Regions from separate parts of the Mus musculus genome. Here regions 1 and 3 are each linked to region 2. The links are chromatin loops, found by intact Hi-C in ENCODE. Cell type or tissue: heart. All regions are shown on one strand. Region 1 overlaps Ndp (Norrie disease (pseudoglioma) (human)). Region 2 holds the start of Fundc1 (FUN14 domain containing 1). Region 3 holds the start of Gm39497 (a long non-coding RNA gene).

The links. Hi-C counts contacts between places; a loop is a spot of excess contacts. Peaks named below come from ENCODE experiments on the same cell type or tissue, not always from the same donor. Only the 100,000 strongest peaks of a DNase experiment are listed, where the experiment ranks them.
Region 1: it touches region 2 in a loop (5-fold over the local background); 4 of 42 quality-filtered maps call a loop at or near these places.
Region 3: a loop joins it to region 2, with 2.1 times the contacts of the local background. A loop is called at or near these places in 4 of 42 quality-filtered maps.

Annotation. Positions count from the first base shown.
Region 1 is chrX:16,890,137-16,898,136 of GRCm38, reverse strand. It overlaps Ndp (Norrie disease (pseudoglioma) (human)), which reads left to right. Exons shown (of 3, transcript NM_010883.3): 2 at 3,356-3,729. The coding sequence starts at 3,562. Among named protein-coding and RNA genes, the nearest start is that of Ndp, 18 kb to the left of the region's middle. In heart, a CTCF peak has its summit at 3,553 (motif pointing left); no DNase peak of the experiment used is centred here.
Region 2 is chrX:17,568,101-17,576,100 of GRCm38, reverse strand. Fundc1 (FUN14 domain containing 1) reads left to right here and starts at 3,776. Exons shown (of 5, transcript NM_028058.4): 1 at 3,776-3,948; 2 at 4,642-4,798; 3 at 7,993-8,000. The coding sequence starts at 3,921. In heart, a CTCF peak has its summit at 3,925 (motif pointing left); DNase peaks (open chromatin) are centred at 3,780 and 4,380; H3K4me3 peaks cover 1,281 bases; H3K27ac peaks cover 1,219 bases.
Region 3 is chrX:17,515,468-17,523,467 of GRCm38, reverse strand. Gm39497 (a long non-coding RNA gene) reads left to right here and starts at 6,478. Exons shown (of 3, transcript XR_878072.1): 1 at 6,478-8,000. It also overlaps a transcript of Fundc1 not described here. In heart, no CTCF peak of the experiment used is centred here; a DNase peak (open chromatin) is centred at 3,207.

The DNA.
Region 1 (8,000 bases), 680 kb after region 2:
CTAGCCTGGCAGAAAGCAAGGAATCCAGTGGTGATGTGAATTTTCTTAATTCCTTAATCCCCCCTTGTACATCCCTGCTCACAGTGCAGATACTGGTTTATATACACTACAGTTTGACTCAGTGGTCCTCCTTTCTTAATCTTTGTTTTTACAAACTCATCTTCAGCACAGCAGTGCTGGTTCATTCAATTTGTATAGTTAAAGCAAAACCAAAATGCAACACGAATCTCAGCTGTTGCTAACTGTTGTGGTGCAGGCCTGTAATTCCAGCATGCCTTGGGATTTCAAGTTGTCTACTTAGTGAGAGTCTGTCTCAAAAAAACAAACAAACAAATAAACAAACCATTGCTTGGCTGGAGAGATGTCTCAGTGATTGAGAACACTCATTGGCCTTGCAGAGGACCTAGATTCATTCCATTAGCAGAACCTACATTGTGCTTCATAATCATAAACAACTTCATTTCTAAGCCATTTGATGACTGATCTTCTCTAGCACCAAGCATACACTTTGCATAAAAATAAATAAATCTAAACAACAACTACTACTACTACTAAAACAAATCCTAGTGTTACATTGTAAAAAGCTCACCTTTGTGTTTTAAAGGTTTGATGAATTTTGAGTCTTATCATTGCTTGTATTGTTATTTCAGTGTTAATAGAAAAAAATGAAGAAAAATATCATGACTCATATGAGTGTAATGGAAGCAAACATCTTAATAGTAGTAATAAAGCAGTATGTTCTTTGTCATTTTTCTGTCACTAGAAATTTTTTCTATTTTTTTCTTTTATGTATATGGATATTTGGTCTACTTGTATGTCTGGGCACCACTGTGTGCTTGGTGCCCAGGGAGGTCAGAAGAGGGTATCAGATGTACTGAAACTGGAGTTACAGAAGGTAACTGAGCCTCCATGTGGGTGCTAGGAATGGAACCTGGGTCCTCTGGAAGGGCAGTGTTGGTAACCACTGAACCGCCTCTCCAGCCACCTTTTGTCTTTTATAACTAGTTGTGAGAACAATGTTTCATGTCAAAACTACAAAGCAGTTCACAGGACTCAGGATATAAGGTTCAGTCAGTAACATAGCTGCTGCTCAAACATGGGGACCCCTGTAAGTTTAGACCCCCAACACCTATATCAAAGCTCATGTCTATAACCCCAGCACAGAAGGTCTCCTGGTGTTCCATGGTAAGATGTGAAGTAAACAAAAGCTCACATCTTCAGCTCAGAAACTATTTCTAATTGATAACCTCTGTCAAATGAAAAATTAGTTTTCTCCAACAGTCTCACTAGGTATACACACCACACTTAACACAGGGCCCATTCCCAGCAATAGATGGCCAATTGAAAATGAATTGAACGGTATTTTTGGAGTTTGTTTTGTCTCACAAAGATTTATTTGAGCATGGTTTTTAGCCATTATGGCTTGTTTCCAAGTTTGTAGTTTTGCAAATGTGTATGTTTCTCCATCTATATGTGTTTCTTGTGCTTTTTCTGTGACTCTCCCCCCCCCATTTGTTTGTTTTATCTTATTCTGGTTTGTTTGTTTTTATTTTATCATTATTAGTTTTAAGATACTCGTTTGTTTTCTAATGAGAAAGAGCAAGAAAAGGTGTTTTGGGTGGGTGAGGAGGTGGGTAGGATCTTGGAGAAATTGGGGAAGGGAGACTGTATAATAATACATTTTATGAAAAAAAATCAACCTTCAGTAAGAAAAAAGGTTCTTCTGCAGCTTTTCCTCATTGGGATACTTGGGTACATGCTTGATCCATTTTAAGGAGAGGTCAATATGAGCATGTACATAAAGGAAAGTGGTGCAAGGCTACCTGTGAAAGGACTCTTCTAGTCTTATAAATTACCTGCTGGATATCGAGATGGAGATGGTAGTAGCCAAATCCATTGCTATTCAATGCTGCCATTTTGGAAGAGGGGGGACAGCAGATGCCATTGCTGTCAATTCTTTTATCCTATAGGTGAGGAAATGGACTGGAAGAATTTAAGTGATCCATGAAAGATGCCACAACTGATTAATGGTTGTGACTTAGTCCATGTGGGTCCTCTCACTATTGGTCCCTGCCCTTCCTGCAATTTATAGGACTTCCCAGAGACACAGACTCTCAGCCTTTGATATTGCCAGAGATGCTCCACTCTGAGCTGATTCTATTGCCACACCCTTTCCCACTCAGAATGGCCCACTCTACACGTGCAAGCTGGCTTATTGCAACTAAGTTAGTCTGAAGCCAGACACTATTACAGCAAAATGAATTGGCTTATACCACCTTGAACTTCTTATCTTGATCACAGCAATACTTTACCCTGTTTATTCAGACTGCTCATGATAGGAAGTTAAAGAAAAACTTGTACTATAAACAAAACAATCAAGCTTTGATCTGAATTTCTTTGAAATGTTTTCTTTAATTACTCTATTCTGTTGGTTTGGGATGTACCATTAGGTTCTCTCAATTTCCCCAAATGTTTGAAAATATTTTTTAATATTATGTGTTTTCTGGTATAATGAAAAGCATCAGTGAGGTAATTTTAGTAGATTCCTAAACTCAGGTCCTTTGACCAGGAGGTATGTTTAAAGGACAAAGCAAATTTTAGAAAAATGAGTCCAACACAATATCACTTTAACGATGTCTCTTCTCCAATGAACACATTTTCAAATTACAGTGTGGGCTTCAGCTACAAAGATTTTGTAGAAATGTGTGACTCTTGGGAAAAACTCATGCACTGCCTTAGCAACGCTGGAGGCCAGTGATCATAATTCGAGTTTAAGATGCAATTAGTCACTGATGTTGGGTGGCAAGGGCTTAAAACAAAAACAGGATGAGTCCTAGAGCACAGAAGTGGAAAATGAGGTGGGTGGGTATAGAATGGAAAATGTGCTCCCTCAGGCCATGGACTGTGTTCATTAGAACTGACCTGCCTTCTCTCTTGCTCTGGAAGCTGATGCTGATAGAAAAGCTTTGAGAGAATCTGAATAAACCCTCCTGCCCCACAAACCAAGGACAAAGATGAGACCACCCAATTTAGTTATCCTCTGGCCAGAACCACATATTTAATCTTGTCCATGGGCTCAAACTATTCTTGCTCCTAGGCACAGGGACTCAAGCAATTAAAGTGAACATATGTTTCCACTCAACCATCATGTCCATTTCTAAATGGTCATAAATATGTAGCATAAACACAAAGGTCAGGGGACATGAAATGGATGAAAGCATAAGCCAGTAAGGCTCCAGAAACCAATATTCGTCACCCCAAATGGCATGGAAATGTTTGACTTCATATCTCTTGTATTGCATCCATATTTCTTGGTATATATTTCTGGGTAAAATCATTTCTGATTTCATTCCAGCTGTGCAGCACATACTGCTGTGATCGGTTGCAAGTGAAAGAAGCAAGAGAAATTCCTGCATACAAAGGACAATGACAACCAGAAAGCGGCAGCCCTATCCTGCTCTGGCCTTGAAAGGGACTGGATCCTAGGAGGTGGCAGCATTTCCAATCTATTGTCCTCTGTCTCCCTCTGCTGTTTTTCTGGAGGAGTTTCCCTTTACAACAATGAGAAATCATGTACTAGCTGCATCCATTTCTATGCTCTCCCTGCTGGCCATAATGGGAGATACAGACAGCAAAACAGACAGTTCATTTCTGATGGACTCTCAACGCTGCATGAGACACCATTATGTCGATTCTATCAGTCACCCACTGTACAAATGTAGCTCAAAGGTAAGATCAAGGTCACTCCAAAGCCTTTGGAGGATACCCTTCTCCCTCATTAATACAAGAGCAGTCATAGTTCCTTGTCAGGGGATGGAGAGCTACGACCAGAGCCCAAACTGGAGCTCTATGACTGGCCTGCAGAACTTACAAGGGAATATTTCTTTAGAATTTTCTCACTATGCTTTCCACTTCTGTGTCTGTAATGGAACATGTGTGAGCTTATTCTGTTGTGGGTGTGTCTTACACCACTGGTTGGGAAATTCATGAGTGATAGTGTTCCTTTTTAATAAAGAAAAATAGGGGCTGGGAATAGGAAAAGTTGGGAAATTGAAAACCTCAGTTTAGATCCCTGGCATGGTGGTACACATCTCTAATCCCAAGACCAAGAAAGCAGAGACAAGAGAACCCATGGGAACATGCTCACTAGTCAGTCTAGCCCAAGTGACTCCAATAGTGAGCTCCAAGTTCAGTAAGAGACTGTCTTAAAAAGTAAGGGAGCAATAGAGAACCAAATCCTTAACCAACCTCTGACCTCCACAATCTGTGCACCATGTGCACATGTGCAGGAACATGCACACACCACATATGCAAAAAGAAGAAGACACAGAGCCTTTCAATTGTCATAATTCCCTTTACTTCCATCAACAACAAAAAGAATGGGGAATTTGTGGAGTATGATTGGACAATGGAGCATATTCTTGGAGGCTGTTCACACAGTTTTCTGAACTACCCCAGAACCATCTGGGTGGTCTAAACCTTCCTCCCTGTGTCACACTGATGTTAAAAATGACTTCACAACTAAAGATGGCAATTTGATCGCTTCTCATTTTATCTTGTTTAGCAGTTCCTACTTACTGGCAGTGGGTGGAGTGTTTCTTGCACAGGTCATCTGTGACTTGGTACTGTGAAGAGGTGTGCAAAGTAATAACATACTAACGGACCACCAAGGGTGGCTACCACATAGACCACCCAGAAGGGAGGCACAATGGAAGATGGAATGGGTCCTAAATGAGAGTTCTCATGACCATCATTGCCCCAGTCACATGTCTTAAATTTGTCCACACAGTAAATAAGACTTTGTTTAGTTCAACCTCAAACAATTTCCACTTTAGTCCTGAGACTAAAACAACAAAAACCATTTAAACATTCTCATATGTCAAACCTTTTTAAAATTAGCAATATAGTTAAGAATTTTACAAAATTCTATCAACCACTAGAATTAAGGTCATAGGAATCAATCTCTCCACTCTCCATTTCAAAGCATGCCTGCTTTTACATTTTCTATAATGTCTGTGGTTGTAGCCCAAGGAAGATCTTTAGTTTGAACGCTTCAAAAATTCAGTTAAATCAATTTCACCATTGTTCTAATAAGACCTAGGACTATGGGAAAAGAAATGGAGTTTTTTTTTTTTTCCTTCAAGAAAATGTCCTGGATCTTACTTATAGTTGAGGGACAAAACCAAAGAGAAATCATTAGACAAGGATAAATTCTGATGAAATTCCTTCTTGAAAATGGAGAAATTGAGCTGGAGTAGCCACCAAGGGGTAGGAGTGGGACAATCTTGCTTAGGTTTATTTTAGCACCACAGAAGCATAGAAAGCACTAATAACAACTGCAACAACAACAGCAACAAAGATAAGAGAAGCATCTTTATAACCACAATTGTTTAGATGTTGCTTCAGAAGCAGATGCCACAGCACTGATATCTAGTATTTAATTCATGTATGATTTCTTCCTTTGTTGAACTGTGCTTCATAATCATGTTTCTTTAGAGAAAGCGACAGACAGACAGACAGACACGGACACAGACACATACATGGACACGGAAACAGACACAGAAACAGACATAGACAGACAGACAGACAGACAGAGATGGGGGAATTCAAATTTAAAGAAAGCACCATTGTGATGAAAGGCAGGGTTATAGAAAATAGTAGAATAAATAAAAAATTGAAAGTGGAGAGCACTTGCCTAGTATGTGTGAGGTTCTAGGTTCCAAACCCAGAACCAAATAAATTAAAAAAAAATCTGGGAAGATAGGACAAAATGATGGAAGACCACCTTAGCATGTTAACCTCAGAGGGAAAGAGTCAAGGAAGAAATGTCCTTAACTAAATGTCATGAGGTTTGAGCATGACTTTTAGAAATGAATTTTAGTCAATTGTTATTCACCTTTGCTTCTTCCAGAGCACTACAGTAAATAACAGGGCAAAGATTGTGATGATAGAAGAAATGTTTCTAATTTCATGGGAACAATTTGTTTTCAGACATCCAAAATGACCCCAAATGTAGCAATGGTTTTATGTAAATGCTGCTTGTAATTATTAACCTTCCTTCCTTGGCCACAAAAAAAAAAAAGATGTGTCTGGCACAGCTTCAGCTACCAGACTCTTTCTGGATTAAATTTTCTGTATGTATTCAGGAAGAAAATTATTTCCATTTGGAAATATTCTATAGTTCTTAACTTTTCCAGACTCAGAATGGTAGTCTCTCTGATGATCCTGTTTTCCTTTAGAGATTGGGAGAGAAATGTTAGCCTATGTCCAGAAGGAAGAGGTCAGGGCAAATTTTATAGATTTACCAATATTTTTTCCTCAATATCATAAGCAAGAACATTATTTTCTGGACATATGACCATCCCTTCCCCTATCAGTTAATATTCTTGACATAGATTTGTCAAGTGGGTCTGGCCTCCTGACTACATGAAAGGCACACGTGGCCCAGGGAATGAAGCACACTGGCCCCAACACCTAATCAGTGTCAGTCACTTTACACCATATATTGTAATCATTACCGACACATTGGCCATGTAGGTGTTGTCATCCTCATGCTACAATGATGGAAACTCACAATCCACAAGAAAAGACAGATTAGGGTTCCTGATGCTCTGAGAAGGGCAATGTTATGCTTGGAGGCTTTGTTTTTCCACTGCCTGATTCCTCGTATTGAAAGAATGTATAAAGAACACAGAAACTATTGTATAGAATCCAGACGTAGCTATCTATAGTAGTCATTCATATTCTATAAATGTTTTCTAGAAAAATAGAAATAATGGATAAAGATTTTCTGGGCACTTTTAATGGGACTTTCTGTATTTTATGGCCATGAACTTGCATTTGGCCAGTTTTACGTTCTGTCACCCTCCTCCTAGCAATTCAGTAAGGAACTAATAATACTCAGGCAAGACTGACCCATCAAGAAAGACAGGATAGCCACTATTTAGATTATATTTGGGGCTTTTGTTAGTCATTGATATCGTATGATGTTAAGTCCAAGGGAGGCTAGGATTGGCAAGCTCATTCCCTCTCTTCCCAATAAACTACATTTTCATACAATTCCGAGTAAAAACTATGAAGCAAATCTTCTGAAGATCTGCAGTTGGAGGAAATTGTCTGTCTGGGGAAAGTTGAAGGAACTAAGGCATTCCAGGCTTGAAGGTAGCTGAGATCCTGTCTCCAATTCTCACTTCACAGCTTTCCAAATGGGTGATTTCTGGAAAACCAAGTTGTTGTTTGGTGTTTCAGTTTCCTCCCCTGAAAAAGAAGCTGTTTGCCCAAGGTCATGGGCATGTATGGCCATAGTGGTGATATCTGTAAAGCAGCTAGCACAGTTTCTGCCATATACTAGACATGTAATAAATGCTATTGTAACCCTGATGATGAAGTTGTAAGCTAGACAGGTGTTTCAACCCACTTTTCTATTTCAGTCACTATTAAGACTTCAATAACTGTTGGGATCCCTGCAGCCTTAAAGGATTAGAAAAGTGAGCCCCATATGGCTCTGTTGGATGTGGGAGGGGTGGGGGCGAGCAGAAGAGAAAAGTAAATGTAAGCCACTGTGCAGGGTGCTAAGAGGGAGGATCAAACAAGAACAGACTCTACAGACTGCCTTCTGTCACTAGGTGAGTAGAGGATGTGCAGGGATGAGTTCTGACCTCCACTAGACAAGGGTTTTCAAGAACCTGGCTTGGCAAACTGGCTTTATGGGTGTTTGAAGCCCAAGTCTATGAAAATAAGAGATGATGGTGGTCACAGACAAGGGGTTGAGCCAGGTTCTAAGGAGCAGCAAGAGGTTGGAGTGAGGCATACTGTTATGAGTGAGATGAAACAGCAGCTGGTGAGAAAAGAAGAAAATTGGTTGAGGCGATAAAGGTTATGAAAATTCTCAGAGAAATTGTGAAGGAGCTCTTAGGATGCCCATGCTATCTACTGTTGCTGTCCCAAATGCTCATAAAAAAATGATGGTCATTAGGAATACAGAATTTATAGCAAAATTG
Region 2 (8,000 bases):
GTAGGTTTCCTTTGTGCAGCAAAATGTTGGGTCCTGTTTATTATTATATAGCCAGTCTGTTAGTCTATGTCTTTTTATTGGGGAATTGAATCCGTTGATTTTAAGAGATATTAAGGGAAAGTAACTGTTACTTCCTGTTATTTTTGTTGTTAGATTTGGGATTCTGTTCTGTGGCTATATTCTTTTAGGTTTGTTGAAGGATTACTTTCTTGCCTCTTCTAGGATCTAGTTTCCATCTTTGTGTTGGTGTTTTCCCTTTATTATCCTTTGAAGGGCTGGATTTATGGAAAGATATTGTGTGAATTTGGTTTTGTCATGGAATACCTTTGTTTCTCCATCTATGGTAATTGAGATTTTTGCTGGGTATAGTACCCTGAGCTGGCATTTGTGTTCTCTTAGGGTCTGTATAACATCTGTCCAGGATCTTCTGACTTTCATAGTCTCTGGTGAGAAGTCTGGTGTAATTCTGATAGGTCTGCCTCCATATGTTACTTGGCCTTTTTACCTTACTGCTTTTAATATTGTATCCTTATTTAGTGCATTTGTTGTTCTGATTATTACATGTTGGTAGTGATTTCTTTTCTGGTCCAGTCTATTTGGAGTTCTGCAGGCTTCTTCTATGTTCATGGGCATCTCTTTCTTTAGGTTAGGGAAGTTTTCTTCTATAATTTTGTTGAATATATTTACTGGCACTTTAAGTTGAAAGTCTTCATTCTCATCTATACCTATTATCCTTAGGTTTGGTCTTCTCATTGTGTTCTGGATTTCCTGGATGTTTTGAGCTAGGTAGGATCTTTTTGCATTTTGCATTTTCTTTGATTGTTGTGTCCATGTTTTCTATGGAATCTTCTGCACCTGAGATTCTCTCTTCCATCTCTTGTATTCTGTTGCTGATGCTCGGATCTATGGTTTCTGATTTCTCTCCTAGGATTTCTATCTCCAGAGTTGTCTCCCTTTGTGATTTCTTTATTGCTTCTACTTCTATTTTTAGATCCTGGATGTTTTTGTTTTTCAATTCTTTTACCTGTTTGGTAGTGTTTTCCTGTAACTCTTTAAGGGATTTTTGTGTTTCCTACTTAAGTGCTTCTAGCTGTTTACCTGTGTTTTCCTGTATTTCTTTAAGGGAGTTATTTATTTCCTTCTTAAAGTCCTCCATCATCATCATGAGAAGTGACTTTAGATCCATATCTTGCTTTTCTGATGTGATGGTGTATCCAGGACTTGCTATTGTGGGAGAGTTTGGTTCTGATGTTGCCAAGTAACCTTGGTTTCTGTTGCTTCTGTTCGTATGATTGCCTCCTGCCATCTGATTATCTCAAGTGCTTGCTGCCCTCAATATATCTGATTGGAGCCTGTCCTTTCTATAATCCGGATTGATTCAGTACTCCCCAGTGTCCAGGTTTCTCTGTGATTCTATGATTCCGGGCTCCTGTTAACCTGAGATTCTGGCTGTGTCAGAGTTCTTGGCAGTCAAGCTTCCTCTGAGACCCCGAGGTTCTGAAGTGAGCAAGCTGCTGCTATCCTGGTATCCTGGTATCCTAGTATCCTGGAATCCTAAGATCCTGGGCATGTTACAGCGTCTGGAAGTAGTGTCTCCTCTGGGGACCATGGGGCTGTCTGGTGTGTTCGAAACCAAGGTATATCAGCACTGATTAAAAGGAACCTGAGCAGCTCGTCAGGCAGGGCTCACATGTCCTTGCTCCTGCTGCCACAGGCCTGTCACAATTGGTTTGGAACAGATGTTGTGTCCACTCACCAGTGATCCTAAGATCCTGGGTGTGCTAGGGTGCCTGTAGCGTGGAGAGTTCTCTGTGGACTGTGGGACGATCTGTTGAGTTCGTGCCCAAGGTGGCTTGGAGCTGGCACTGACCAGAAGGGACTTGAGCCCCTGGTCAAGTGGGTTTCCTGCGCCCCTGCTGCTGGCACAGGCCCATCAAGATTGGTTTGGAACTGATGTTGTCTTCCACTCACCAGTGATCCTAAGATCGTGTGGAGAGTCCTTTGGGGACTGTGGGACTGTCTTCGGAGTTCGAGCCCAAGGTGATGGAGCTGCCGCAGACCGGAAGGGCTAGAATGCATATTTAAAATAAGTTTGGTGCTGATTTATGTGAACTTGGGTTAGTTCTTTGGTATCCAACATGTTTTTATATTCTACAGAATCCATGGAAATTTGTGGTAAAAAAACAGACTTTATCCCTATTTCACATTCAAATAATAACAATTCTTAAAATCACAGCTTTGTGGTGAATGTCGGTAATCACAGCACTGGGCAGAGTGAGACAGAGGAATCCAGCATCAGAGGCCAGCCTGGGCTACATAGTGTGACCATGTTTACAAACAAACAATCCTAATACTGGAGAGGCAGAGGGAAGTAGGTCTGTGTAAGTTTGAGGCCAGCGTGCTCTACATAGGGAGTTCCAGAGAATCTTAGGTTATGTGAGATGTTGTCTAAAAATAACCAACCAACCAAAAATACAAGCAAAAGTCTGCTCGACTAACAGGGCACTAAAAAAACTAGAGCCCTCAGCAGTTTGAGAAAAATGTGACCTGGGGATCCATCCCATATACAGTCGCCAAACCCAGACACTTTTCTGGATGCCAACAAGTGCTTGCTGACAGGAGCCTGTTATAGCTGTCTCCTGAGAGGCTCTGCCAGTGCCTGGCAAATACAGAAGTGAATGCTCACAGCCATTCATTGGACTGAGCACAGGGTCCCCAATGGAGGAACAAGAGAAAGGACCCAAGGAGCTGAAGGCATTTGCAGCCCCATAGGAGGAACAACAATATGAACCAACCGCTATTCCCAGGATACCCAGGGACTAAACCACCAACCAAAGAAAACACATGGAGGGACCATGGCTCCAGCTGCATATGTAGTAGAGGGTGGCTTTGTCAGTCATCAATGGGAGGAGAGGCCATTGGTCCTGTGAAGGCTCTATGCCCCAGCATAGGGGAATGCCAGAGCCAGGCAGCAGGAGTGGGTGGGTTGGTGAGCTGGAGGAGTGGGGAAGTGATAGGGGGAGGAGGGTTTTCAGAGGGGAAACCAGGAAAGGGGATAACATTTTAAATGTAAATAAAGAAAATATCTAATTAAAATTTTTTTTCATTAAAAAAAAAAACCTTTAAAATATTTGCCCTGACACTTGTTAAAATAGATAGTGGGTCTATTTTAATTTGGGATACAACAACAACAACAAAAAGCTGGAGATTTATAGTGCATAATCTGAGGGGGTCGAAGTGTAGAGTCCTACCAAGAGGAGACATCAAGGGAGTTTATTGCTGAGCTAGTTTAATTGGGTTCTTACTGGAGAATGACTGGGTTATTAGACATCAAGCAAGAAGTGGGCCTGAAATTTCTGTTAAAGCCAACAGAATTCTTGAAAGAACTAAAGGCCAAAGATAGGGCCTGAAAAAAGAACACCTAATCAGAAAGACAGCTTCGTTGAAGCATCCTGACTAAAGACTTGTTAAGAACAGTCTGCCAACACTAAACTGATTATCTTGTTCTATTACCCTTAGCCGCTCCTCCCTCCATTCCTTTAGCGTAAAAAACAAACAAACAAAAAAACCAAAAAGCAAAAACAAAAATAAGACAAAACAACAAAAAACTCTTAGAAACTTAGAGCAGGTTGGGGTAATGCCCAGGCTACAGTGGAAAAGAGCACGGACTACATTTCCCATAAGCAATAGGAGGGCGGGGACTCAGCTATTCCATCACAAGTCCCAAGCCTTGCGGCTGCGCACAAATTGTTGGAGGTCGTGTACAGGGAAGAGTGGCGGTGACGCGACTGTGTGGGCGGGGCGAGGAGGAGGCTGAGGAAAAAAGAGAGACCATAGACTTCCAACTCGGCCTAGAGCGTCCTTTAAAGTGGTGGGGAGAGGCGGGCAGGGACCACCCCCAACTGGCCGCTGGCGGTATCATGGCATCCCGGAACCCCCCTCCCCAAGGTGAGCAGCCAGGGCCCGAAGTAGTCTCTGGGACGCTGCCCACAGCACTCGACCTTTTATTGCTATGGTGTTTCTCCCTTTCCCTCCTCCAGTGTTTCTGGGGCTCTGTCGCTGTACAGCCCCTTTGCGAGAGCCCCTTTGAACCAGAGGTCTCCTTTCCCTCTCTGCGGAATTTAGCATGCTCACCTACACCTAACCAAGGCTAGACCCTGCCCTGCCCTGCCCCCACCTCGAGCCCTTCTCCATCTTGCAAAATTAGGAGGGTTGGCGGGTTGATTTCCATGGTTGGTTGCGTTTTAGTCCTGCTCTGATTTCCTCTTGCTAGGTTCCTGACTTTTCCTTTCATGGAAGGATCATCCCCTCGCCCCCTTTTCCCACAGATGGAAATGTACCCTGCCCTGACCTTATTCTCATTGTGCGGGTGACCGCCCACTGCTTTGTAATTCAACTGGCCTCTGGCTGCGTGTCCCTAAGCCTTGGGAAAGGAAATGCCGATGCTGTTGCTAGGCCCTTTATGCTTGAGGCCCTAGTCTCCCAGATCGAGTTAATCACGCTCCTTCGTTTACATCTGGGCCTTTTTAGTTGTAGACCAGACATGACAGTGTGTTGGCCCACAGGTTTTATGAAAACAGCTTGTGAGACGTTTCAGACTGTAGAATGAATGTTTTTTTTTTCCATTTTGTATTTTTAAAGACTATGAAAGCGATGACGAATCATACGAAGTGTTGGATTTAACTGAATATGCAAGAAGACACCACTGGTGGAATCGAGTATTTGGCCACAGTTCCGGACCTATGGTAGAAAAATACTCAGTAGCTACTCAGATTGTAATGGGTGGCGTGACTGGCTGGTGAGAACATTCTTTTCATTAAATTTTAGTGGGAACCTGGCTCTTGTCCTTTTGTAAATGGCACAGCCTCCATAAATCTTCAGTGGCTCCCCACTTTTAAATTCCAGAAGAACACAACTTTGGGGCTTTTCCCGGATCTTATTGGTTGTATCAGCCTTCAGATAGTCCTGGTTGGATTTTGATGATTTCCCTCTGTCAAAGGCCCACCATAGTTCCACTTCCACCCTTTACACTTCCTTTAATTCATTAACAAATTTTCAACTTAAGCAAGTTAATTATAAGTAAGTTGTTACTTGCTATTCAGTGCCAATAACTGGAAAAAACATGAGAACTCCCATTGCAGAACTAGCCTCTAAGATTCTCAGCTCTGTACATAGAAGCATTAATGGTCTGTAAAAATTATTCACAATGATGCATCAGATTCTACATTTTTTGTGTACTGGTTCTGATTATGATAGTGCTTTGAAGAAGATCTGAGAAGATTGCCTTTGCTTTAGAATTAATGCAATGATTACTTATTATGCAATAATTTGGAGTACAATAAGGAGTGGCTAATAACCATTAATCAAGCAACAGCTCATGTAAGCACATATTTACATTGTTGTTACCATGTATTTTAATTCTATTATTTTTGGAATAAAATATTAACCAGATAAAAAGGGGCAGAAACAGTTCAGTATTTTGAAATATGTTGATGACTCTTTTTTTTTTGAAGTGACAGTGATTAAGTTGTAAGCATTTTTTTTCTTTACATTTAAGGTAAATTCATCTTGTGCTAATTAAAATATTTACATACTTCCTCTTGGCATGGGAAAATGACATTTATTCATGTGTGTTTTCCATGAACCTCGGAATAATGATGCCCCATGCCTTCTTGTAAATGCCATTTCATAATTTAAAACAAACAAAGAACAATTATGGTGAAGATTCCATGGAGCACAGGCACAGTATTAATACTGCTTTATTGAAAAATCATACAGTTAGAAGGGAAATTTCTGCTCAGGGCCTCGGTCAATTAGATGATTCACTGTAGGATGATTACAACTCTGCCCCCTTAAATGCATTTATAATTTGGTGCCAGAGGTGATTGGTTAGTGAGAATCATGGCGGAAAGCCAGATCGTTGCACATTTTCTTCTTACAGACCTAACCTGCTAAGAAGGCCCATAACTGCCAGGTCTTCCTGAAAACCCTAATGGCAGAGCAGAAGTTAGTAGTGACTGGTACACAGCTTGTGTAGCTGTAGCATTCAACCTGGGGTTTAATGAAGACCTCACTACTTGCTTTTTTCTTTGTTCTTCCTTACTGACTCCTGTATAAGAACCATATTCTTGATAATAATAACAACAACAACAGTAGTAATACATTTGGATTGTCAGTATCAGACAAGTATTCAACCCAGGAGCTATGTAATAGTTTGTGGGTATTTGTTTTTTACATCCATCTATTTGTGTGGGGGGCACAGATGTGTCCCAGTATATATGTGGAGGTCAGAGGACAGCTAGTAGGAGTTTGATCTTTACCATGTGAGTTTTGGGGATCAAACTGGGCTCTTTAGACTTGGTAGCAAGTGCTTTGACCTGCTCAACTCTCTCTATGACCTGGTCTGTGTAATAGGACACTTATATTCAGGTGGCTTGTTTTTGTTTTTGTTTTATGTGGGCACAAATTCAGGACCTTGCAAGCATTCTAACTCTAAGTGATATTGCCAGCTACATAGGTGATTTGTTGGAATGATTTGAACTGTAGTTTAGATTCAGAGTAGAAAACATTTGAAATCTTTTTAGGATATAACATTGATGTGATATTGTGGCATAAAAGAGGAACAGTTAATATAGGCATAAACCTAACTTAACACTTGAGACCGACCAGCTCAAGACATGAATAGCCTAAGGAGATTGGATTTAGCCATAAGTTTTTGGTAATAAGAAATGAAAACTAGTATGAGAAAAGGTGGTTGCTAGGAGACCTGGAGGCCTTGAATACTGAATCTGCTTTTAGAGTGTGATCCAGAAGCAGAGCTATGGAATCCCAACATTACATTCCAAAGGTAACGATGCCCCTAAGAGTGGAAAGGAGGGCTGGCAAGATAGCTCAGCAAGTAGGCTTGATGCCAAGCTTGGTGACCTGAGTTTTATCCACAGGTACCACATGGTGGAGAGAACCAATTCATGTACATTGTGCTTGGCCATGTGTGAATGTTTAGACACACACACTACATAAAAAATTAATAATAAAAATAGGAAGGAGAAAACAGGTAATGTTTTCTAGATGGGGTATTTGAAGATAAGGATGGGAGTCTGAGATGAATATGACCTGGCAAATGGGGGATACTACCATCAGTTAGAAATTGGGGCCTCAGTAGCAGCTGTTTGGGCTGCGTGTGTGTCCCTGTGACATGACTTCTATTGAATTAAGGGCTACTGTGCTCCAGTATGACCTCATCTTGCTTAATTACATAAACAGTGACCTGATTTCCAAGTACAGTCTCATGAAGGACACTAATTTGGTGGGAAGACCAATTCAGGGCACAAGACTAGGATTAGAAATCTGCGATACTTTTGTAGAATAGTGAAGGGACCATGAGTATGCTCAGGAGGTATAGGCTGACATTACAAAGTTAGATGAGACAAAACAATACAGAAAATTAATACTAGATAAGGAAGGTGTGAGAAATATGGGCAGTGTAATCATCTAAGTGGAATAACACAAGGGGCAGGAAAGTTTTTCATAGGCAGGAAATTAATAACACAAAGATGTTGATGCATTTGAAACTAACTGCATTGGAGCTGGTTTGGATAGAGTGAGTGTTGTCCAGGTGTTATGAAACACCCTGACCGCATTAAGCAAACCAAACAAGTGACTACTGTGGGAAATTTTAGCTTACACAAATGCAGGAGTATAATGAACCCACGTACTCCTGATTGTTTTCAATAGCTGCTCTTTTGATTTTCCTTTTAAGTCTCCCTCTTCTCACCTTTTCCTCATTTCACAGCAAATCCTAAGACATTTTAGAGTTTGCATTTTAACCACCCTGTATGACTGAAGGAAAACACTGAATATTTCTGAGTGGGCAAAGGAGACTATCAAAAGAAATTGAAACACATTAAGCTTTTATTAGGAAAGCAATAAAATGTAGACGAAATTTAGTACATCAATGATTGTTCTCATCTTTTGTTATTTCTGTCATTAAAGGTGTGCAG
Region 3 (8,000 bases), 53 kb after region 2:
CTTCCTCTCTCTCTCTGGCTCTCTTGTCCTTGCTCTGTCCTCTGTCCCCTTCCTCCTGTTCTCCCTTCCCTCAATCTCCTGCTCCCTCTCTCTCTAGTGCTCATGGCTGGCCTCTACTCGTCTTCTCTCTCTCTCTCTCTCTTTCTCTCTCTCTCCCTTTCTCTGTCTCTACTCCCTTATTAACCCCCATCTCCATGCCTAGAATAAACTCTATTCTATACTATACCATCCTGTGGCTGGTTCCTCGGTGGAAGGGATGCCTCAGCATGGGCCTGTGAAGGCACCCCCTTCCCCCATACCTGACTGCACATCCACCAGACATATTCCTTCACACAACACCTTTGCCATCAGGTTTCTTTTGGCATGTTAAACAGGCATCTCAGCCGCTTGCCCCAGGTCTGAAACCCAACAAAGCTTTAATCTCTTTTATTTCCTTCTGTCTCTTTATGCTGTCTCAGTCCATTAGTTTTGAGCACCTCTGGCCTTTTTCTCCTCTTTTTTTCCTAGAATGAATATTATGTCAACACCCCAAAGATGAACTTTTGGACAGTAGTACCCTTTATCTGTTCCTCTTCAACATGTGTTCATAGTCAATAAATTTCTAATTTTCACTGTTACCCATCTTGTAATTGGCATGTTGGGATTCTTGGCTGAGCCTGTCCTGTTAAAGCTGTGGGAGGCAGAGAGGGCTCTTGTTCTAAAACTACCTTTAAGTTAACAGAATAAAGGGGGGAGCCCATATTACACTGAGTGATACAGAAAAAGAAAACATTTAATAAAATGCAACAATTATAATGTAATTAAAAACTGGAATCAACAAACGCAGAATAAAGGCTATATTCCCTTCTGATGGAGGGTTTGTACGATGATGAAATTCTGAGTATGTTTGGGATGAGGCCAGAAAGTCTATTTTAACAGTTCTATTCAACACTGCATGAGAGGCTCTAGTCAGTCTATTATTAGACTTTAGTTTTTCCAATCTGATAGGTGAAAAATTGTTTTAGTGTAACTTTAATTTGCATCTTTTTCATTACCAACAGCTTGAGCATCTTTTATATGCTCAGGGACTGTTTGCATTTCTTTTTCTTGAAATGTGTGTTAATTTCTCTTTTCCATTTTCTATGGAGTAGATGGCCTTTTCTACCTTTAAACAAATACTTAAAGGAATTAAACCTTTATCTGGGATGCAAATTATAATTGCCTTTTCCCAGTTTGCCACTTTGTTATTTTCCTTGGTGTTTCTAGGATTTATTTGGTAGCATGTATTGTTTCTTTTCAACTTTATAATCAAATTTAGCAAAATTTTTCTCTTTGTTTCTGATTTTTGAGTTCTAATGAGGAAGGCTTTTTGTAAATGACAATAGAAGAATTCATTTATGATTTTCTAGAATTTCTTAAATTTCCCATTTGGAATATGTGAGGTCCCATTTTGTCTTTTTCTGTATGGCTAACAAGTCACTACTGTTTATTTACAAGACCTTCTTTTCTCCACTATATCAGGATCCCACTTTTATCATGCCCAATTTCCGTAAGTAAGAAGGCCTATTACTGGATATTCTGGTCATTATTGATTTTTTGAAAAATCTTTTATATTTTAAAAATGGAGTTCTCATTTCAGGGTGATGCAGAATGAAAAATGGACACATTAAAGAAGCCAAAATAGCCACTCAGTCAAGGAACAGGGAAAAGTTTATTTCAAACTGCCAAGGCTGTCTCCCAGGAAAGCAGGGAGAAGCCACAAAGGAAAAAATTTCAGAGTTATATGGGACCATGAGACAGGGAGCACCTAAGCTGGGGTGGGGCCCATGAGCCTAGTGGGGTTTGTGAGCAGGAACTGAGGGAACCTAGAGGCTTGCATTGACCTTCACAGGCTAATAGGCACCACAATCATCTGTTAGTGGAAGCGCTATGCTTCTTTTGTTAGAGATACTGAGACTAACTACCCCTTCCCCCCACTCTTTTTTCAAGTATGAACTTTCTTCAAGCCCCAGAGGGAATGCTGGCTTTTGTCTAAATGTCAGCCTTTGGGTAAAGGAATTTCTTGCGGGGGGGGTGGGGGGGGTGGGGAGAGGGACCAGACAAAGCCTCATAAAGAACCACAGAAGGTAGTTGTGGTTGGAGAGCTGCAAGTGTAGAAAGAGGCATTAAGATTAACATATCAAAGAAAACAGTAGCTGGGGAAGACTGGAAATCCCCCAGCCATGCTTGGTGTAGCAAAACAGCCTGTTTGAGAAAATCCCACGCTTTAGAAATGTGGGGAAAGGTGGATGCTATGTAAGTGATCTATAAAGAGTCAACACTAGTGGCCCACAACTTTTGAGCCTCAGACCTTTTCCAGCTCTCTGTCTTATTTCCATTCTTTGGAGTACCTTTTGTTACCAGAAATTAGGGTCCTCTCTCAGAGGTTAGTCTGGTTAGAAAAAAATTAAGAATGGGCTCAGAAGTTGGAAGACAATTGTATTTAGGTAAAACAACAGGGCAGGCAAGTTGTGAGGCTGTGAGTTGGGGTCTTTAGGATCCCCTACACAGGTTCTATTAATTTTATAGAGCTGCTCTGAACAAGATGCATATGAACAGGGAGCAAGGTATGGGGCCAAGGATGCATAGCCCTCCAAAACCTCCACTATTCAGAACCTTCTCAAAACCCCATTATTGTTTGCTTGTTTTTAATGGATGTGCCACTGTATAGGCATGATTAATTATAATACTGGCTATCAGAAATCAACTGAGTATTCAGCTTCTCTTCCCTCCCTGGAGACAAAGGCTAAAAGTCCCAAGCTTCTAGCATTTTTCATCTTTTTTCATGCTATAAGCATACAAATGATATTTCATCACTGTAAATTTAAAGGATTTTTAGAAAGTGTACACTAGGAAACAGAAAGAAGGAAATTGAATATATATTGTTCAATATCACACTTCTTTCTCCAGCCTTTGATGACTTCTATTCTGTTTTCTGCTTGAATGGATTTGTCTATTCCAGGTTATCTCATAGAAATAGAACCATATATTTGTCATTTTGTATTTGGATGATTTCATTGAGCATAATGTTTTCATTCAAGGTTCATCCAGTCACAGTTTCTATCAAACTTTCATTTCCTTTTATTGCATAACAGTGTCCCTTTTGGCTTGCAGGTGATTGAGCTGGACTGGGCTCCTTCCAGGGACCTAGCAACAGGGACATAACAGCTTACATCATCACCTGCAATACTGCCAGATGCAGATGGCCTGGCAGCATAAAGGGACTGCTTGCTACCCCAGTTCCCCTCTCTACTTTCTTTCTCACTCTCTTTCACTTTCTCTCTCTCTAACTCTCTCTCTCTCTCTCACTCTCACTCTCACTTTCTCTCTTTCTCTCTCTGTGTCCAAGTGTCCCTGGATGGCCTTTCTCTCTCTGTCCTTCTCTATCCCTACCTTCTGTGCCTTCGTGGCTCTGTATGGCTCTACTAACTTTCCTGATCCCCACTCCCCTCCCTTCCTCCAAATAAACCTCCTTTAATACCAGGTCTGTCGCATGACATGATTTCTCGGGGGGGGGGGGGGGTTACCTTAGCACAGGCCCACCAAGTACCACCTTAACCCTGCTGCCACTGCATATTTCATAACAATTCCCTATACAATTGTTTTGTAATTCTTTTGAGAGAGAGAGAGAGAGAGAAGAATGTGTGTGTGTGCCCTAGTATGATGGATTCGCATGCAGGTCAGAGGGCAACTTGTGAGAATCACTTCTCCCCTACCACTCTATGGGTCCTGGGGATCAAACTCAGGTCATCAGGCTTGACAGAAAGCTGCACGATCTCACAGGTCCATATTTAGTATGCTTTTATTTGATTGAATAAGTGTTCTATTTATCTCAATCCTTAACTGAGGTTTTTTCGCTTTATTAAGCATGATTAAACATTGTTGATTCTTGACATGTGCCTTGACCTGTTTAGCGTTTTGATGTAAAATAGAAACAAAGAAAAGGAAAGGTTAAAGACAAGTGGCATCCATGAAACAGAGATTTCTCAAATTAGGGATTTTCAAATATTTGTAATGTGTCAGAGAATTCAGAATTGAAACAGAACATTCTGGTTTTTTGTAAGTCTAAGCAAATTTGTTCATTGTAAAGCAGCACAGATGTAGGGAGATGATTTGAATTACTGGTCACAACTTATTAAAATATTCATATCATAAAACAAAAGGTATAAAGCAGGGTTTGAAACTAGAAAGATATAAATAATGTAAGCATTAGGGAGCATTGGGAATTAGCATGAATCCCTTGGACTTCTATATCACTAGAAATGCTTTTGATTTGTTTAGGAAATAGTTAAATGAAATTGCTAAAGATGCAGAACAGTGAAATATTTCTCTCTATTTTATTTTGCTGTGATGGTTTGTCAAACTGATTTATGATGGCTTTGTGTTATAGGTAAGTAGCAGATACACTAAATTTAGAGGACTTAGTAAACACCAAAAAATGTTATGAGGTAGCACAAGACACATGTAAACCATTTTGCACTTCCTCTGTCCTTCATTGTAAGACTAGCTAGAAAGGCAGGCAAACTTACAGGAACCTGGAAAGGGGAAGAAGCCCTTTAACCCATTACTGGCTTCACATTTCTCATTGGCTGAGATACAAGAACTTCCACACAACTGAAGAACAATATCAGGGAAAACTGCCCATAAAGATAAGACACTTTCTAAAATACATCTCAAATTCAGTTATTTAAAACAATTGGACCATGTTTGATTAAGAGCAAAGTGCATGTGACTTTTGAGTTTGACTTCATCAGCATGCTTACGATATACTTTATAAACCATTTTATAGTTTCATTGACAAAAGGAAATTAAGATAATATAAACAAGTCTTCAAATTCATATGCTTTATTTAGTTTTTAAACTCTAAGTTTTAAAATTTGCTTAACCTTTAACTCTGGTTATAAATTACAACCTTTGAGGAATGTAACTTTAAAAAGGACAAAAACATATACAAAGAGGTACTAATATACATAGTTTCTATACTGTAGTTTTTCTTATCACTGCCTAAATAGATGGCCAAACAACTTCAGACAACAAAGGTTTATTTTGAGAGGGTGGGTGTAATCCATTTTGGTGGGAAAGATATGGAGGCAGAAGCATGCATAGCAGCTTGTTAAATACACCAACAAGGAAGCAGAAAAAGAGTATTGAAGTCAGCTCCAGAGCCATACTGTTTTTCACCCAGGCCATAAACCCAAAAGGTTCAACAACCTCTCTCATTATTGCCAACAGCTGAAGACTGAATGATCAAACACATGAGGTTGTGAGTGACACTTAATGTTCAAACCACAACATTCTGTCCGACTTCCATAACTTCTCGTCCATCCCATAATTCAAAATGTATTCAGTCTATCTTAAAAAGTCCCCACATTCTTAACAGCATCCACATTGCTAAAAAGTGTAGAATCTTAAATATCTTCTGAGACTTAAGAACATCTTTCATCTGTAAACCCCTGAAAAAGTAGAAAAACATAACAAGTTATATACATTGGAACAGAGTTAAAATTCTTATTCCAAAAGGGAGAATTCTTATTCCAAAAGGGAGAAGTGGGGACTTAGTAAAGAAAGAAAACATTAAATCAAGACTGAAACCTTACACCAAAGCCTATAGCTCTATATCCAACATCAAGGACTCATAGAATCATTCAAAGTCAACAGGCACGGAACACACACGTCTTCTTTCTTTTGACAGCTTGTCTTTCCTCGGCAGATGTTCCACATTCCTGGCATGTCCAACACGCCTGGAGTTTTCATGGCGAGTTAGGCTTTTTACATCACACACTGCATAGCTCCATGACCCTAACATACATTGTCTGGTCTCAGTGGCTTTCTGGAACTTTGATGCAAGCCTCCATGGCCTCATACTACATGTATTTGCATGACTGTAATATTAGTACCACTTAAGTAACACCAAGTTCTTCTGCCAGCTTCAGATAGAGCCTCTTTGGACCACATTTACTTTGAAGTTGAATCTTAGAAATTACTTTCCAAGGTGGCTCTTCATTTCACCTCTGCCACCTAGGCCCCATGTCCAAAAGGCTGTTTGCCCCCCTCTGTCGCTTCTGTCTCCGACCAGCAGAAAAAAGCAACAACACAGTGTTCTTCTCAAAGCAGTTTATTCAGGAACCTTTCAACATGCAAGCAGGAATCTCTCTCTAGCCCCCAATCACAATCTCTTATATAACCCCTCAACCACGCCCCATCAGCTCAGTCCGCATAGTCTCAGTTCATTGGCCTTTGTCAAATGGCCTGATCTTGCTTCATGGTGCGCCAGCGCAGCTCTCATGATGGATGTGGCTTATTTTCGGGTGTATGAGGAAGTCAGGTGCAAGTCATAAGACTTGGCTGCAGTCCCGGGTGCCATCTTGGGACTACCGCCACACCCGCTCCCCACACCCCTCATCTCTCTCTTACTCTCCTATTCTCTTGCTCTCTTACCCTCTCTGTCCCTTCTCTCCCCATTCCCCTCCCTCATCTCTTTTCACATGTTCCTGGCCAGTCTCTCCTCCTCCCTCTCTTTGCCTTTCTCTATCTTTATGCCATCCTCAGCTCCCCTTCTCATGTCCTAAATAAAGTCTATTCTGCACTATATGTACTGTATAACTGGTCCCTCAGGGGGATGCCTCAGCATGGGCCCACAGAGATACCCCCTTCCACCTCACCAAACCGTGCCTCTATCAAACATATCCTGGCTCTTTCTTTCCTTTCTATAAAACACAACACTCTAATATACAATTCTCTACCCCCTCATTAGTGTCATTTGCAAACATTTTAATTTAGGATCTTATGGAAATATTCCACATAACTTCAGGAAAATGACACTTGAGTCGCAAGCTTTCTGGAGGGTTGTAAAAGTGTTAGAAGAAGGGAAGATATAAGACTGTACAAAGAGAGTACATGGATACTATGGATATTTATTGTCATTTATCATGGCTAAGAATCTAGAAGCAGAATCGCTAGGTTATGTTCATAATTTTACCTCCAAGAGCAGCTGTCAATATGCTTTCCAACATGACTCGGCCACACTTTGTCCCTGTGAGCAGGACATGGCAGTTCCATTTGTGTTGCAAAATAGCCAACTTGAGTGATCAGATGTACATTTTAGACACTCTATAGAAGTACAGTAGAATTACATTGTAAATTTTAACTCTCATTTCTATGATGACAAATGCTTTTGAGCATGTTCCTTTACACATTTGCAAGACACTAAACTCAAAATGTAGTCATGGAGTTATCTGTAAAATTCTCAGAATGACAATGATAGCACCATCACTATTTCATGTTAGTATAAATGTCTGAAATTTCTACTGCCTATAGAATGGGTAGTATACACACAGTTTCTAACATTCAATAGTTTCAGTAAACACTGGCCCAACTATGTCCTAATGAAATGCTTCAAAGAAACAGTCACCATAATTAAGGGTCAGAAATGTTTCCCAGGAGGTGATGTATGTAATTTAACTGGAATATTTGATGGTGAACCTCCTAGGGGGAAAATAGTTTCTAATGGTTATTTTTAATTAATAAAGTGTCAAGATAATGATAGAATCTCTGAAATTGGAAAACAGAAAAAGATTACTGTGCAAAGCAGCTCTGTATAAATACAGGGCACGATCTCTCCAGGACTTAGCTTCATCAGCTACAAAACAGGACAATTAATGACTCTGAATCCTCTTTTAACTCTGGCTCGTGTTCAGTATTTTGAATTGCTCTGTGACTACTAGGTGGCTTTTTTTTTCATGTGATTAGATTAATTAGATGTAATAGTACAATTTTGGAGGAAAAAGAATATCCCTGTCAGGACTGACAAGTTCTCTTCCTGCAGTTTTTTTCTCTAAGATAATTAAGTGAATTGAACCTCTTGATGTCCTAGCTGTGAGAGTTAAATATGCATGAATTCTTCCTTTCCCATAATTTTATTGTGAACATTTTTAAATACACAGGAACATTGAAATAATGTTGCAATGAATACTCAAAAGCCC